Linked DNA regions of Mus musculus: region 1 is linked to region 2. Evidence: chromatin loops called from intact Hi-C (ENCODE). Cell type or tissue: left cerebral cortex. All regions are shown on one strand. Links, peaks and the distances in the headings refer to the core of each region. The heading gives the core; the rest is flanking DNA.

What was found. Hi-C counts contacts between places; a loop is a spot of excess contacts. Peaks named below come from ENCODE experiments on the same cell type or tissue, not always from the same donor. Only the 100,000 strongest peaks of a DNase experiment are listed, where the experiment ranks them.
Region 1: it touches region 2 in a loop (4-fold over the local background); 2 of 42 quality-filtered maps call a loop at or near these places.

What each region holds. Positions count from the first base shown.
Region 1 is chr15:101,075,378-101,083,701 of GRCm38, forward strand. It overlaps a transcript of Fignl2 not described here. Among named protein-coding and RNA genes, the nearest start is that of Gm41402, 23 kb to the right of the region's middle. In left cerebral cortex, for the core only: CTCF peaks have their summits at 3,442 and 3,646; DNase peaks (open chromatin) are centred at 1,914 and 3,500; H3K4me3 peaks cover 2,446 bases; H3K27ac peaks cover 1,146 bases.
Region 2 is chr15:101,194,014-101,202,337 of GRCm38, forward strand. It overlaps Acvr1b (activin A receptor, type 1B), which reads left to right. Exons shown (of 9, transcript NM_007395.4): 2 at 1-158; 3 at 796-1,044; 4 at 4,771-5,001; 5 at 7,965-8,132. Among named protein-coding and RNA genes, the nearest start is that of Mir6962, 4.3 kb to the left of the region's middle. In left cerebral cortex, for the core only: CTCF peaks have their summits at 4,393 (motif pointing left), 5,031 and 7,391 (motif pointing left); a DNase peak (open chromatin) is centred at 4,374.

The DNA.
Region 1 (8,324 bases), core at 108-8,107, 120 kb before region 2:
ATGTAGCCCTGGGACCTTCCTGAGCCATCCTCCTGTGGAGCCTGTTTTTCATTAAATAAGGTGACGAAGTCATTAAGCGCCAAGGCAAGAAGAGGCAAAATCCTGCTGGAGGGGTCAGGGAAGGAGGGGGCAGCCAACCAACCTGTCCCCTGACCTCCTTCATGACCAGTGGGGTGGGGGGTGGGGGGAGGCTCCTCAGGATCCAGAGCTGCTGTAGTAGGAACTAGTGGTGGGGAGTTGGGGGTGTCTCAGCCAGATAATAAGCAATTGTTAATGTGATCCATATGGGTCCTGACTGGCCTCTCTGTTTAACAGGATGATAATGGCAAGGGGGAGGATGAAGGTCTGTGGAGAAGGAAAGGAGCAAAGTCCTCCCTGGACTTGGGGGGTGGGGAGGGTCACTAAGGAGGAGGAGAGAAAGAAAGGAGGAGCTGAGCCACTCAGGGGGCTCCAAAACCCAGGAGGGCAGAGCTTCTTGCCCAAAGTGACCGGATTCCAGGTTTTGCAGACCACCAGGTCAAAGTCTTCACAAAGCTCCTTCTCGTCACCCAACCAACATTTATGGGCACCCAAACGGTACAAAGTAACTGTGAGGCAGGCGCAAGTGTATATACCCTGGCCTCCTGGAGCCAGAGCCTAATATGGACCCAGCCACAACGGAAAAAAGATACAGGTGCAGCACTAGGAGACCGTGGAGGGAGGGGCAAATGGTAAAGCTGGGGACTCTGGGGGAGGCTACCCAGGGGGATATGTGGCATCCTAGCCGGGCCTTGAAGAATGAGGAGGTTGTGGCAAGACCAGGACAATGGAGAAGGCATTTGGCCGAAGGAACAGCAGGAGCAAAGGCAGAGAGGCGTGAAATTGCGTGGAGAGCCTGAGATTCAGCAATAAAGCTGCAGCCAGGCAGGGGAGGGGAGGGACTCTTGGTCCATGAAAAGCTGTGGCCATGGATGACCAGGAGAGAGGCAGGAACGGACTCTGGAATACCACACTGGAGTCTGGGTTCCTCTCTCTTGCTTTCCATTCTGCTGCCTTGATCTGGCTGGGTACTGGAATTGTCTGACTAGGTGACCCTCATCCTGACCACTGTCCTCTCCAGAGCCAAAGAACATGCAAGTCCTTGGAGGTCCACGGCATCCCTGGTCATCCAGCCCCTCTCCTACTCCTAGGGACACTGAGAAGGAGCAACTCCAATCCTGCCTTTCAACTAAACTCCCATTGGCCCAAAGGGGCTTCCCTCAGAAGACTGTATAGTAAGGGCGTGAGGGTCGCCTCTGGATGCTGCGGGCACCAATGGAATCAAGTAGAAAGAAATGAAATGGTGCTAAATGTGGGTAAGGGCGATTTACGAGGCCTGTCACACAGTCCTCCCGGGCCATCCAAGCAAGATCCTCCCCTTTCTTCGGGCGACTGGAGAAAGTCCCGCCCCGCCCCCCTGCCCACAGCTCAGGGTGGTCGAAAACCCGCTCTCGGATCCTGGAGCACTGCAGACCGGCACCCCCTTGCACCCTGTTACGGCTGTCCCAGGGGGGGGGGCAGGACTAAAACCCAGAGAAGGACGTTCGCGCCCTGCCTAGGGATACTGGGGTGACGGGAGGTTCCGGAAGGATGCTCAGGGGTTTTGGATGGGATTCTGGCAGGGTTCAAAACTACCCCGTACAGTCAGAGGTCTTTGGACTGCAGTATCTCCAGGCCCACTCCAAATACTGGGTGGCTCTAGGGGAGGTGTCAAACCCCGGGAACCGAGAAGCTCCCAAACTGTAAACCTAAAGTGGGAAAGCGAGCAGATCCCCACTTCTAGCTACTGGGCTGAAAGCAGGAGCCCGCTCAGCCTCTACTGCCAGTGCGGACAACACAAACATTCTTCCGTCCTCTATTCTCCTCCAAATTAGGTATCCATGGAGACAGGGCCGGCAGCCTGACAGCCCCACGGCCTAATCCTGATTTAGTGACCGTCCCTTTAACAGCCCACCCACCCGCCCACCCACCCCTGCACTCCGGGCCTCAGCGGGGCGCAGGCTCCAGGCTGCTCTCGCTCTCCCCGGCGTTTAACGTTCACAGGCCCTCCGCCAGCGGGAACCACTAGACCGGAGAGGTCCGGGAGGAAGCCAACATATATTAAGCTCTTACTGTGTGCCCAACAATCTACAGAGGACCCTCTAACAAGAGTCTGGAAGTGGGAATCTCTGCATAGACCATAAGGCTCTAGGAGTAGGGAAGTTTAAGGGGTTTTCGCAAGAGCTGGGAACTCCGAGGGGCTCCGGGTAACCAATGGTCCACTGGTGAAAGTAAGCGCAGTTTCGTGCAATACCCCAACTCTGAGCTGGGACTACTGTCCCAGCCTGAGGAGAAACGAAGGGCGTGTGCGTTAGGGGCGCAGGGACCGAAATGGCCTCAGTCTCCTGTCACTGCCCCGTCACGATGCTGGGGAATCTCCAGGCCAGTAACCCAGCCCCCACCCCCTCCCGCACACACAGGGGCCGCTGGACAAAGACCTGACGGAGTGGGAGGGGCCTGCGGGCCGGCCCTCGGGCTCAGGCCGCCGGACCCTTCTGGGACCCGAACCCGCAAATCCTAGCTCCCTCTCCCCAAGCCCACAGACTCCCCAGAGTCCGCCGCTCGCTAACACCACCTCCTCAGCTCCAGAGTGGGCGGTAAAGCGGGTTCCCGTCGGCGACCGAGGGGCGATCTCAACTGGTCGCCCCCCTTCCTCCGGGGAAATGACCCTGGGCTCCCACGCACCCTCTCAGGTCTCTCCCGGCCTTGCCCTCCGACCTCCGCCTAGTTGGAGCCCCGGCCCCTCAGCCCCCGCCCTCCCTGGGCCTCGCACGGCCCCGCGCCCGCGGACAAAGCTCTGGACATCGGACCGCACAGTCGCCACCCCCTGACCCCCGGCCGGCCCGCGCGCTCCCGCGCCTACCCCCTCCCTGGCCTGCGACGCGTACCTCGGCATCCCGGCCGGGTCCTAGGTGAGTGTGCGCGGCCTGGGGGGGCGTCCGGCCCAGGGACCGGGGCGGAAGCGCGGGCCGGGGGCGACGGGCCAGGGCTGGGGGTCAGCGGCGCTCACCATCCTGGGGCCGCTGCTGCTGCGGCTGCTGCGGCCGCCGCGGCCGGGAGCGGGACTGGGCAGTGGGGGTGGCCGGACAAGGGGCGGCCCAGGCTCCCCCCGCAGGCAGGACCCCCACCCCGCCTCCCCTCGCCCGCCCCCAGCGCCCTCCCTCCGGGCCCGCGCCCCGCCCCTCCCAGCGCCCCGCCCCCGCCCCGCTCGCCCGGCCCCTCGCGGCAGCCTCGCCGCCCCGCCTCTCCCTCCCCGGGCTCGAAAATAAATTAGCCACCCGGGGGAAAAAGAGCAAATGACCCTCGGTGCGAGCGTGTCCTTGCACCACTCTCAGGCCGCTCGCCCGCTCCCGCCTCCCCTGCCGTCGGAGCGGGAAGTTGCGCTGGGCTTGGAGGCCGGCCTGGAGGCGGGGAGACTGGGGAGGCCGGGCGGGCGCCGAGGCCAGGACTGAGCTCCTGGCTGCCCTGAGTGGCCGCTGGCTGTGAGCCGCTTCCTGGGTCGAAGGGCAAAGGGGAAGGCGGCTGGCCAGACCCGCCCCGTCCGCTGCCTGGCCAAGACCACCTCTCCTAGGACGCCTGTGGACTCTGGCCTACGTCCCCGCCCTGGGCGCGCAGAGCAACTACAGCGTGCAGGATGCCCCTGGCAGGGTGCATAGCCAGATGAGGGCACTGTCTCTGCACAGGTGCCACAGAACAGTGTGTGTGTGTGTGTGTGTGTGTGTGTGCGCGCACGCGCGCACTATCAAAGCAGTGGACTAGGTGGTGGGACAATCACACTGGAGAGCTTGCCCAAAGAGACTACAGTCACCCTGAGCCCACTGGCACCTACGTATAAGGAGCCCCAGCCAGTATACGTATAAGGGGACTTACAGGTGACCAGAGGAATTTGCATTGAATCGCTCCCAGTCTAGAGTTGGCACCGTTTTAAGCAGGCGTCTCAGAGCTTCGGTGGTGATAAAGGTCAAGACTCCCTCCGCCTTAGGAGGCCATGGCACAGGCGCGATGCTTATGGTGGAGGTTCTGGAGGAGCCCAGAGCGTCAAGAGGTTCTGTGACCAGCATTTCCCACCCATAGGTCGTACTTCGAGGCTCTGCCGCCACCCTTTCTGGGACTTCCTTTCCTTCCGGGTGGTAGTTCAGCAAGAGCATCCGTAGGACAGGACTCACGCTGGAGGGGCTTCCTCTAACCTGCAGAACAGGCCTCTGACCTCCAAGTCTGGCAGAATTCTAAAGACTCTTCACTTGTGATTATGTTTCCGGATCCCACAGACCCAGACAGCTCTGTAGATTGGCAGGGAAGAGGAAGGCACAGGCCGCCAATCATCCTTTTTGTCTTTTCTTTTTCATAGTCTAAATATGGAAATAAGACCAGCAATAAAGTTCTGAAATTCATCAAGGGGGCGGGGAGACTTCTGGCCCCAGAATTTTCCTGTTTATAAACCACCTTCCCGTTCTTACACACCCACACACCCTGACACAAATCAGGGATGCGCCAAGACTCAGGAGTGCTGGGCCAGACCCCCAGGATTGTATTCATAGAGGGTGCAAACAGCTACAGTTGCCATCTTAGCAGAGCAGAGACAAAACAAGAAACTTGTGACAAAACAAGAAACTGATTAAATGTGGTCTTTCTTCACTGTTATGACATCCGAGGCCAGAGAGAAGAGACTTAATTGGGAGCACTGAGAAAAGCCTGACCTAGAGCCCCTGCACCCCTTTTCTCTGTACTCCCAGTCCTTGCCGGCTCCCTTGAAGGCCAAGTCCACTGGAGCCGAGCAGAGACACCCCTGTCATCCGGAATTGTGCCAGGATGCCAAGGCTGGCTAGCCTTGCTGATGGGTGGCCCTAGGACCTGACTGTACCGAGTTCTAAGATGAGGTGGTGCCTTCTGAGGCATCCAGCTTGAAGGAATGTTAGTGTCTGCCTAGAGACAAAAGCCTTCCAGGGCCAGGATGAGAGGAGAGCTTGCTCATGCCTCATCGGGGATGCTCAGCGTGCCGCTGAAGCCTTCCTGAGGCGCCACAGGCCAGCCCAGTATCAGGTGGTCCTGATTCTCAGGTGGCTGTGGGTCACAGTAAGGGCTCTGGTTAGCAGGTGAGGGGAGCCTAGTCGCTTCCCTCCTTCACTTACCCCCTGTCCAGCGCCCAGGCAATGAAGTATCACTTTCCTTCCCTGAGCTAATTATGGTCCTGTTAATACATCACCTTGAAGCTGACACACACTCAGTCTTGGCAAATGGCCTTTCATCATATCTCCATTCTTGGCCTTTCTGGGGGGCTAATCTCTGAGGGCTCCTGCTTGACCCCTCTCCTATCTGCCCTCAGGCAAGGGATCTGTGCCCCGAAAGGCCCCTGCTGAGGTCACCGGGAGCCTCCCAGGGCAGGTCAAGTGCCCACAATGGATTGGATAATAATAGTGGTAAAGATGGCTAATGCATCGCTCTTCCAACCCGCCACCCTTTGCAGCCACTTGGTTTCCATCACTAACTGCATGGAGTACTGCCACCCACCCCAGGAGAAGGGGCTCCCCTTGGTATGTGGCTAGATGCTAACAACTGCGTGTGAGTCTGTGTGCACGTATATCTAGGAGAGGGTGGGGTACCTCTTGGCCCAGAGATGGGTGTCAAGTACTTTCCAAAACCACACAGGATGCCTCCCACCCACTGGAAGGCCTTTAGAGGGAGGGAGCAGGACTCAGGGCGGCAGAAGGAGCCAGACCCAGAGAATCCAGGAGCAGGTGGGGCAAGGAAAGAAATAAAGGGCCCCAGGGAAGCATGGGTGGACAGAGGAAGCAGAAAGAAATGGAAAGGAGGAAGAGGAAAGGGCGGGCGGGAGTTCCCTTTCTCAGTGCTCTTCTGCTGGCCCCTTAGGAGTCACCATGGGCAGGAAAGGAAGGAAGCATGTCCTGCCCCAAAGGACAGGGAATATGCCCAGAGGACACCACACCCCACCAGCCGCAGTCGGAACTTGCCACTGGCTGGTCTCAGGCTGCCCTGGCTACAAATCTAAGTGCCAGCCTTTTGGGATTTGAGGTTCAGCCATCAAGGCCCAGCTGGCAAAGTCTCCTCCATTGCCAAAACTCTCCTACCCGTGACCCACCCGCCATCCCAGACCCTCCCACCCATGCCTTACCCCACTGCTGTTTTTAAACTTTCACCAGTGCTCTCCCCACCCCAACACACACTCCTGCTTCAGGCTGGGTGGGGGCCAGCACCCCCTCAGCCAGCCTGAGAGTTTCTGGGAATATCTGGGAATTAGAAAATGCACTCTACTTTCCTATAGCCTCTAGGTTGGGCCATTGGAGAGGTGTCCCTATTTCACCTCCACATGCCTAACTCAGAGGGACTCCAGCACCCCACACTCAGAATCCTCAATTTACTTGAGTACAGCTGTTGCTATGTAAACAGAGGTCCCCCACCCCCATCCTACAGCACAGCCTTTGCACCAGCCACTTGAATTGACCCCACTTTTTATCTCTAGTCCCACAGAACTCAGTCGCATCCACGCTATTTGAATACTTCCAAATCTGAGCCGAGAATCTCATTTCCCTACTCCTATTCAACCTTCAGAACCCAACTCAGCTGAGCTTGTGGGATCCTGCGATTGGGTCAGTAACTCCAAACCAGTCCTCCTCTAAGGTCTTTTCTCTGGAAGGTTCTACACACTGAGCCAGATCTCTGCTTTCATGAGCGTCCCTCTCACTCACTCCCCCACCCCTACCTCCCATCCCCCACGCCGTCCACCCCCTGCCCCCACCCCACCCCCACCCTTGTCCATTCAAAGGCAGGACCCACCCCTGCAGGACCCACACCCTCTTAACAGGCCAGTCCCTGGAGACCTACAGGAAGTCTCTCCTCTCTTACAAAGTTTACAAACCCAGGACAGGGTGGGGAATTAGAAAACCAGTTTGCATGGAAGGTCCCTTGCCCCTGCTTTGCCCTCTGGGGCTGGGCCTGATCGGAAAGTCTCAGTACATCTGGTTGTACTTAAGTCAACTAGTAATGTAGTGGATTGTGCCTCCTGCTCAGCCTCCTCCCTTCTAACCCGGCCCTCTGCTCCCTCCTCCAGCCTCAGAGGGGAGGGGCTTAGCAAAGCCCAAGAGGTTGAACCCAACCCTACCAGAGCTGTGGTGCCATGGTACTGTGGTTCTGAGGTGCTGTGGTGCCATGGGACCGTGGGACTGTGGTGTCGTAGTGCCAATGTGCTCCCTGGGCCACAACAGAGCCCTCCAGGCCCTGCATACGTTGCTCACTTGGACCAGCTCTAGCCCCGCTCTCATCTACAATAGTACAACACCAAGAAAACAGCTGATCCTGAATCAGCTTCAAAGTACAACGACAAGAAAACAGCTGATCCTGAGTCAACTTCAGCTGTCAGTCATTTCCCAGAAGCCTTTGCAAAATATTGAAGGGTAACAGAGAAGAGCCTAAATAGGTAGTGTGTGTCTGTAACCCCAGCTACTCCAGAGACAGAGGCAGGAGGATTGCTTAAGTCCTAGAGCTTGAGACCAACCTGAGCAGCATAGTGAGACCCTGTTGCAAAAAAAATAAGAGAGAGGGTCTTGGGAAAATAAATAAAGAACAGAGTGGACTCACCAAGATGGGCCTCAAAAGACTCCAGATTCTAGTAGAGAGCACCTACGGGTCCGGCCAGAGAAGAGGATGCAGCAAGAGGGGAAGAGGCAGACAGTACAAGAAGTCAGATCTGTGCATGACTATAACCTCAATACGGCAGAGGCAGAGGCAGAGGAGGCAGAGGCAGAGGAGGCAGAGGCAGAGGAGGCAGAGGCAGAGGAGGCAGAGGCAGAGGAGGCAGAGGCAGAGGAGGCAGAGGCAGAGGAGGCAGAGGCAGAGGAGGCAGAGGCAGAGGAGGCAGAGGCAGAGGCAGAGGCAGAGGCAGAGGCAGAGGCAGAGGCAGGAGGATCACTACAAATTCACGTCAGTCTTATGTACAAACATAATCAGTCTACAAAGAGTGTCTCAAGGAAGCAGTAGAAGTGCAGCTATGGTGTAATGACCAAGACTTGGGGTGCAGTAAAGGTTGCAGTCCCCTTACCTGGTGCTGGTGTTCAAACAAAACGGTGTGTAGAAGCACTTTGGAAAGAGCTGAGTGGCCACCATTATCAGACTCAAAGTTCCCTATCTGCTGCTCTGCTTAGCCTAGGTTGACTTGAAACTCACTCAGCAGTCCAGGCTAGCCTTCATGCATCATGCATCAACACACACACATCCACACACACACACACACAGTTTGGTTGCACAAGTAATTT
Region 2 (8,324 bases), core at 167-8,166:
CCTGGATGGCGTGGAGCACCATGTACGTACCTGCATCCCCAAGGTGGAGCTGGTTCCTGCTGGAAAGCCCTTCTACTGCCTGAGTTCAGAGGATCTGCGCAACACACACTGCTGCTATATTGACTTCTGCAACAAGATTGACCTCAGGGTCCCCAGCGGTGAGTGAGTTCTTGTGCTGTTGCCTCACCGTGGAGGAAGGGCATCTTGTCCTTTCGTTCTTGTCTGCTCTTCCCAGCCCTCAGCTCAGGGATAGCTGACAGTAGGTTTAGTTGCTCTCTGAGGTCATGACAGAGGATCAGCCTCCTTTCTAGGCAGGCTTGTTGCTCAGAAGGTGAGAAGAGCAGAGCTCCCAGCTACTTGTGGGGTCGAGGCCATCAGCAGCCGAGACATCTGCTCTGGGGACAGGGTAAACATCGTGAAGAAGGCTGAAATTTGAAAGGGAGGTGATTTCAGTGGAGCAGTGTCAGACACCACCTCAGACAGCCCCCCCCCCTTGCCATTTGTCAGATCTTTCTAGGGAAAGACTGAGAGATATTGGGCCAAGCTTGCTACTCTGGTGTGCTGTGAGCTTCCAGAGTGGGTTTGGTTCCACAGTTGTAGGGGTGCTTCACCGAGAGAAAGGTAGTATTAGAGAGAATCAAGGCACGGGCTAACCCAGGGAGACCAGAGGAAGTGGTCTCCCACAAGTGGAGACCCACAAGTGAGGGTCATTCATGGGTGGTCCAGTTACGGGGTGGGTTGGATCCAGCCGTGTCTTGTTTTCACTGTTTGTTCCATCCTTGCTCATCTTCCCAGGACACCTCAAGGAGCCTGCGCACCCCTCCATGTGGGGCCCTGTGGAGCTGGTCGGCATCATCGCCGGCCCCGTCTTCCTCCTCTTCCTTATCATTATCATCGTCTTCCTGGTCATCAACTATCACCAGCGTGTCTACCATAACCGCCAGAGGTTGGACATGGAGGACCCCTCTTGCGAGATGTGTCTCTCCAAAGACAAGACGCTCCAGGATCTCGTCTACGACCTCTCCACGTCAGGGTCTGGCTCAGGTACCAGGTTCTCCAGGCACTGTGTGTGTTGGCCCTCACCACTGGTTTCCAGCAGGAGGCTGTGTTTATGAGGAAGGCCGGGGCCCTGCTGTGTTGAGTCATTTGGTTTCATAATTCTCATCATCTGGAATCTGACATGTAATAAGATACGATGATGGCCTCACCAAAAACGCTTCATGCCCTGAGATTCCAGAGGTCAGGTGCAAAACTTTCTATTACTAAAGCCCTGCCTCGCTCCAGCTTTGGAGCTGTGTGCCTGTGAAACTTGAGCTGGTTCCACCTGAGTGCTGGTGTGCTCACTTTAAGGGCCCCTTTTGAGAAACAGGAGTGTGCCGGATTCCTGTGAGGCGCTGACAGCTAACCATTGATCCCTGAGCAGCCACGAGGGGTGTTTGAGGACACTGAGTGAAGCTCAGACTGGGGATTTGGTGAATCATTGACTTTGCCCCACTGCCACAGGCTTCGGGGAGGGTTATCAGAAAGGCAGCTTGGGCTTCCAGCGTAGCTTGGTCTCCACTTCCTGTTCTGCAAGGCTTTCTTACATGAGCATTGGGGTGAGCACAGTCTGACAGGACACCACAGCTCAGGGTGGAGAGAACTTAGTAGGTTGCTCACATCTCAGGAAATAGCTCAGCTGACAAAACCAGAAGCATATTAAATTTCTGCGTGTGGTAGAATATGGCTGAAATCATCCATAATCCCAGCAGTAGTACTTGGAAGGCTGAGGCAGGAGAATTGTCTCAAGTTCAAGGCCAGTACAGGCTACCTAGCAAGTATCGGGCCTACCAGGACTACATTGTCAATCCTGTCTCAAAAACTTGTCTGTGATGTGTCCCAAAGACTTGCTGCTGCTGTTGCTGCTACTGTTGCTGTTGTTGCTGTTGCTGTTGCTGTTGCTGTTGCTGTTGCTGTTACTGCTGCTGCTGCTGCTGCTGCTGCTGCTGCTGCTGCTGCTGCTGTTGTTGCTGTTACTGTTGCTGCTCTTGCTGCTGTTGCTGCTGCTGTTACTGTTGCTGTTGTTGTTGCTGTTACTGTTGTTGCTGTTGCTGCTGTTGTTGCTGTTGTTGTTGCTGCAGTTGCTGAACTGAAGATTAATGATCACTTTAGAGCTATTCTGATCTGGAACATAAAAGAAATAGTTAAAGAGGTCAGTGCTGCCATGTGAGCACAGGTGAGCACACATGTGAGCACAGGTGAGCACACATGTGAACACAGGTGAACGCACATGTGAGCACAGGTGAGCACACACGTGAGCACAGGTGAGCACACAGGTGAGCACAGGTGAGCACACAGGTGAGCACAGGTGAGCACACAGGTGAGCACAGGTGAGCACACAGGTGAGCACACATGTGAGCACACGTGAGCACAGGTGAACACACAGGTGAGCACACATGTGAGCACAGGTGAGTACACGTGAGCACACATGTGAGCACAGGTGAGCACACAGGTGAGCACACAGGTGAACACACATGTGAGCACAGGTGAGCGCACACGTGAGCACAGGTGAACACACAGGTGAGCACACATGTGAGCACAGGTGAGTACACGTGAGCACAGGTGAACACACATGTGAGCACAGGTGAACACACATGTGAACACACAGGTCTCACTGTGTGTGACTTTGTTTCCCCGCCATGGGTTAGACTGTGGTTACACAAGGAAGTTGTACCATCAGTCATGGCCAGATGCCCTCCTGGAACTCAGGGAGTCCTGTGAGCTCTGACATATCATATCCATCATTTTGGCTTTATGAAGCTCGGCAGTAGAGTGCACCAACATGAATATATTTAAAAGCTGCACATTTTTAGAAACCTAGAAAATATCCAGCATATGCTTTCCCAACAAAGGTCAGACAGTGGTTGAAAGAGCCTGAGAGAGGTGGTCTTACTGTCCTGGGAATTTCCAGATGTTTCAGACCATCTGAGCCTTGGTAGATACTTTGTTTAATGACAGTTTTCTGTGGGTAATTCAGTCCATTTTGGTACAGAGTGCACAGAGCTCCCAAGTATTGTCTTATTTGTTTAATTATGGGGGCAGGGGGTGAGCAGGTATGTGTAGCTGAGTAGGTGCCCTTAGAGGCCAGAGATGCCAGATCCACTGAAGCTGGACTTTGTGAACCATGTGATGTAGGTGCTGGGAGCTGAGCTTGGATCTTCTGGAAGAGCAGTTGGGCATGCTTGTTTGTTTGCTTGCTTACTTGCTTGCTTGCTTTTTTGACAAGATCTCACTATGTAACCTTGGCTGTCTTAGAACTTACTATGTAGATTAGATTAGCATGAAACTCATAGAAATCCACCTGCCTTTGCTTTCTGAGCATGTGATTAACAGTGTGCATCGCCATGCCCTGTCCAGTGTGTGTTCCTAACCACTGACCCATCTCTCTAGTCTAGGTATTGGGTTTTTAAATAATGTTATCTTTAAAGCATTAAGCTCATGTTATGTATGTAACTCTGGGCCTTATTAACAGATGAGTACTGAACATCCCCTAGAAACAAAGACTGGGAAGGAGCTAGCCTGCTCAGACGGGCTGGCATGGTTGTTGGAATGGTTGTACAGCGTGCACACATAGAGGAGTCTTGAAGAACAGGTTGAGGTTGTAAGTGAGGTAAGCAGCAGGGGCGTTCCAGGCCACAGGGCAGGCTTTGAATGCAGAGAGCAGAAAGCTGTGAAGGTTCAGTTTGTTTAAAAACTCATAAGGAGACTGGCATGGCGTGTCTGGAGGGGGCGGAGGCAGGCTGGCCAGGTGTCAGAGACTCTGGGGGCCACACTATCTCACAGGTCGGAGTGTGACTGAAGGTTCTTACACGGACAGACGCATGGTCATTTTCCCCTGTGGACAGTGTTGGCAGTGGTGTGGAGGATGGGTCCACTGGCCTGCCAGTGTCTTACTAGAAAGGATGGGGTGAAGCAGGGCTGGATGTGGCTGCACGGGGCCAAGAGCAGGCTGAGATGAGCCCGGAGAGCAGGCGGGCGGGCGCCTTTAGGAGGAGGGCAGAGTGGGACAGGGCAGGATGGAATTTCTGTAAAGCCCTGGCGGAGACACACGTGCATGTTAAGCACACAGTAAATCCAGCAAACCTAGGGTTACTAACAGCTGTTATTTGGTCCAGTGAGAGAATGGAAGTCAGTCATGATAGATAAGGGGATTGGATAGAAGGAGAGATAGACATCAGATGAGTCAAATGAAGCAATGATGAGCCCTACAAGGCAGTAAACTGAGTCATGAATTAGTGTGGGTAGTCCCCAGTCTACACTGGAGCTTCCTGCTCTTCCTCTGCAGAGCTACGTACCCTGTGTGCTTCCACCATAGGTCTGCTTTGTTGGCCACACAGCATCGCCCTCTAGTGGCTAGTGAGCAGGGTGGCCAGAAGGCAGTGCCCAACTCAGGAGTCTGCTACATTCTTCCTGTTACACCAGAATAAAGCAGCCATCAGTGAGTTGGTAACTCTAGTCAAAGATTTACATGTAGTCTTTCATCCGTATAGCCTGGAGGGGAAGTCCTGGCTAAGGGCAGCTAGCATGTGTTTTTCTGTGCTGACTTGTGCTTAGCCTGCTGGTAAACCACCTAGCATGGCTCCTGCCTTGCTATAGCATCCTGTGGCTATTGGGCCAGGGAGAGTGGAGAGACACCTGGTGGAGGGCCTTTCTGGGGGTGTATATTGTGTGGCAGGCCCAGAGTTTGGCAAAATTGCAGTGTCAGATTTTTCTCTATTCTTTGGCCTACAGGGTTACCCCTTTTTGTCCAGCGCACAGTGGCCCGAACCATTGTTTTACAAGAGATTATCGGCAAGGGCCGGTTCGGGGAAGTATGGCGTGGTCGCTGGAGGGGTGGTGACGTGGCTGTGAAAATCTTCTCTTCTCGTGAAGAACGGTCTTGGTTCCGTGAAGCAGAGATCTACCAGACCGTCATGCTGCGCCATGAAAACATCCTTGGCTTTATTGCTGCTGACAATAAAGGTACTGTGTCCCAAAGTCAGTGGCCACTTGTTGGCGCTAGAGAGGCCTGGCTGCTCTGCTCTGCTGCACACAGCAGGTCTGAATAAGACCATAGTTCTAAACCCACTTTAAATGTGGAGCATTTTATGCCAAGATGCTCACACGGAACCTGGGTTATTGCGTAGCTAAGAAGGCCTCCCATGCCCCACAGGCTTTTCTTCCTCTATCCCTTGATTTGCTCTCCGATCTGCACCCAGCATGGCCCCCATTGGGACTCCCGTGTGTTTGTTTTGAAAACTGCTACAATAGGAATTACGTTCTCACCTGCCTGGGCAGGTGGCAGAGACACATACACGGTCTACAACACAGCACAAGCGTTACACACACTGTCGTAGGGAAGCCACCATAAGCAGACACTGGCCTTTCAGTGTCACCTCATAGCTATGAGACTGGTTTCGGTCTGTTTTATACCTAGAGCCCCAGAGCTTCTGCTGCCGGTCCTCCCCCTCCTCTATCCCCTCTCCTTCCCCTCTCTATCCCCTCTCCTTCCCCTCTCTATCCCCTCTCCTTCCCCTCTCTATCCCCTCTCCTTTCCCTCTCTATCCCCTCTCCTCCCTCCTCTTATCTCCTCTCCTCCCCCTCTATCCCCTCTCCTCCCTCCTCTATCCCCTCTCCTCCCCCCCTCTCTCCTCTCTCCTCCCTCCTCTCTCCTCTCTCCTCCCCCCTCTATCCCCTCTCTTTTCTATCCCCTTTCCTCCCCCCCCACCTCGTTTTTTCTCCTTTGTCATAAGGCAGACTAGACATATAGGACAGCCTAGCCACAAATGTACAGTCTCTCTGTCTCAGCCTTTTATATACATGGGAGAAGCAGGGGAGGGGTAGACAGAGACAAGGTTATGCTGGACTTTTGTGCGTGCCCATGCCCGTGTGTGTGTATGTGTGTGTGTGTGTGTGTGTGTGTGTGTGTGTGTGTGTGTGTGTGTTAACACATACTATGTTGTGTGGCCTGTAATTCTAGTTCCAGGGGATATCATGCCCTCTTTTGGCATCTGCTGGTACTTGCATGAATGTACACATAGCCCTACAAAGACACACCATACACACACACCTGGCATTTGGTACCCCTGGAACACAGAAATTATGAGGGCACTGAGTTGTGTTTTAGAAGTGTCTGGCAGTTGTGACACACTTCCCTCTGCAGCACAATGACTAGAGGCTAGTGTCCACAGATGTATGGGGAATGCCAGCTGAGCGTGTTCTTCAGAGTGCTGCGGGGCTGCAGGTCCCTGGCTGCCCAACAGCTGAAGAGCCCTGGGTGTTAGTGCAGGGGAAGAAGAGACGGTCTCAGCCCTCTGAGGAGCTGCTGCTATCCCAGACGTCTTAGAGTCATTAAAAGGCTCCAACTGTCCTATGGCAGGTCATGGCCTCCTCAGAAAGGAGTTACTGGTTAGAATATGGCCCTCTTTGGGGTCAGAGCTGACAAGGTTGAGACATTTCTAGCAGCCAGCCTTTATTGATTCTGGAAGCTTGTATGAGTTGGGATCTGAGTTAGGGCCAGGAAAGGAGGGAGTCAGACCCCTTTGTTCTTGCCTTGTTACCATGATATAGCCAGTGTGAGGCCCTGGGATTAGCACCAGCCTAGAATTTGGAAGCTTTCAGCCCAGTTTCTAATCTTCCTAGCAACAGCAGCAAGCTTAGCCAGATTGATCAGTGTTGCTTTCTCCTCTCCCTGTCCTCCGTCCTGCCACCCCAAAGTGAAAGAGAGGGGTCAGCAAGCTCCCTGCCTTCCACTGCTTTCCTGAAGGGCAAGATGGCCTTTGTGGGAGTGCTCAGAGCATTCCTGGCTCTGCAACAGGGATGCACAAATGGGATCCTTCTGCTCTCATCATGGCCCTTGGCCTGAGAATGGACACCAAGTGGAAGGAGACATTTCCAGTGAGACAGGTGCTGCACTGGGTCATGATCGAGGGAGGAGTGCAGGCAAGAGCGGGCTCTCCTCCTGGGCAGCAGTGGGTGGAGCACGGAGAGCCTCCTGTCAGAGCGAGGAAGCAAGCCATCAATCGGTAACAAACTGAACCTGCACATTCCAGACTTGGCGATAAAGTGGCGCTGCTGAGCATCTTCCTCACTGACTGGGCTACTTGCTTGTCTCTCTAATAAGACCCCACAGCCAAGTGGCGCACGCCTTTAATCCCAGCACAGAGAAGGCAGAGGCAGGTGGATCTCTGAGTTCAAGGCCAGCCTGGTCTATAGAGCTACACAGAGAAACCCTGTCTCAAAAACAAACAAAAAACAAAAACAGGGCTGAAGAGATGGCTCAGTGGTTAAGAACACTGGCTTCTCTTCTAGAGGTCCTGAGTTCAGTTCCCAGCAACTCCATGGTGGCTCACAACCACCTGTAATGGGATCTGATGCCCTCTTCTGGCATATAGGTGTGCATGCAGATAGAGCATTCATACATAAAATAAATAAAACTTAAAAAACAAAATAACACAAATAATGGCAATAACACATAACACTACTACTACTAATAATAATAAAGACACCACGGCCTGAGTGACTTCCAGAGCGGTTTGCTCTGTGCTCGTGGTCCAGATGGTCACAGCCTGTGATGCTGAAACAGGGCCAGGAGCTGAGAGCTCCTATCTTGAGCTACAAGCAGAAGGATGGCTTGTGACCTCTGAAACCCCAAAGAGTGCCCCAGTGATATACTTTGTTTAGCAAGACCCTACCTCCTAGGCTTTCCAAAGAGCCACCCACTGAGGGTCAGGCAGTCAAAGGCCCAAGACAGTTGTGGAGGAGCATCTCAAGCAAACCACCACACACACCTGGGTAAGGGAGTAAGCCTGAGAGAGAGGTGCTCTCTGTCCTCCCTGGAGGCTGCCAGAGATGTGGAGGCAGGAAGTGGCACTGTGTGTAGCACATACCTTCTTCCTTATTGCATAGTGTTCCTTCTATGTGGCCCTTGTCTGTGTTCTCTGCAGATAATGGCACCTGGACCCAGCTGTGGCTTGTCTCTGACTATCACGAGCATGGCTCACTGTTTGATTATCTGAACCGCTACACAGTGACCATTGAGGGAATGATTAAGCTAGCCTTGTCTGCAGCCAGTGGTTTGGCACACCTGCATATGGAGATTGTGGGCACTCAAGGTGAGTATCGAACTCAGCCAGGGAGCAGGAAGCTTGAGACAAAAGGCCTGTCCATCCCCATGTCCTCCTCACTGAGGCAGTTGGGAACAAACGCTGGGAATGGTAGTTTCGTGTGAGGAACAGAGCCCCTAACTGGGTTGGCTTTCCTCATTGGCTGTCATTAGCCCTCCCCTAGGAAGAGCCATAGATGAA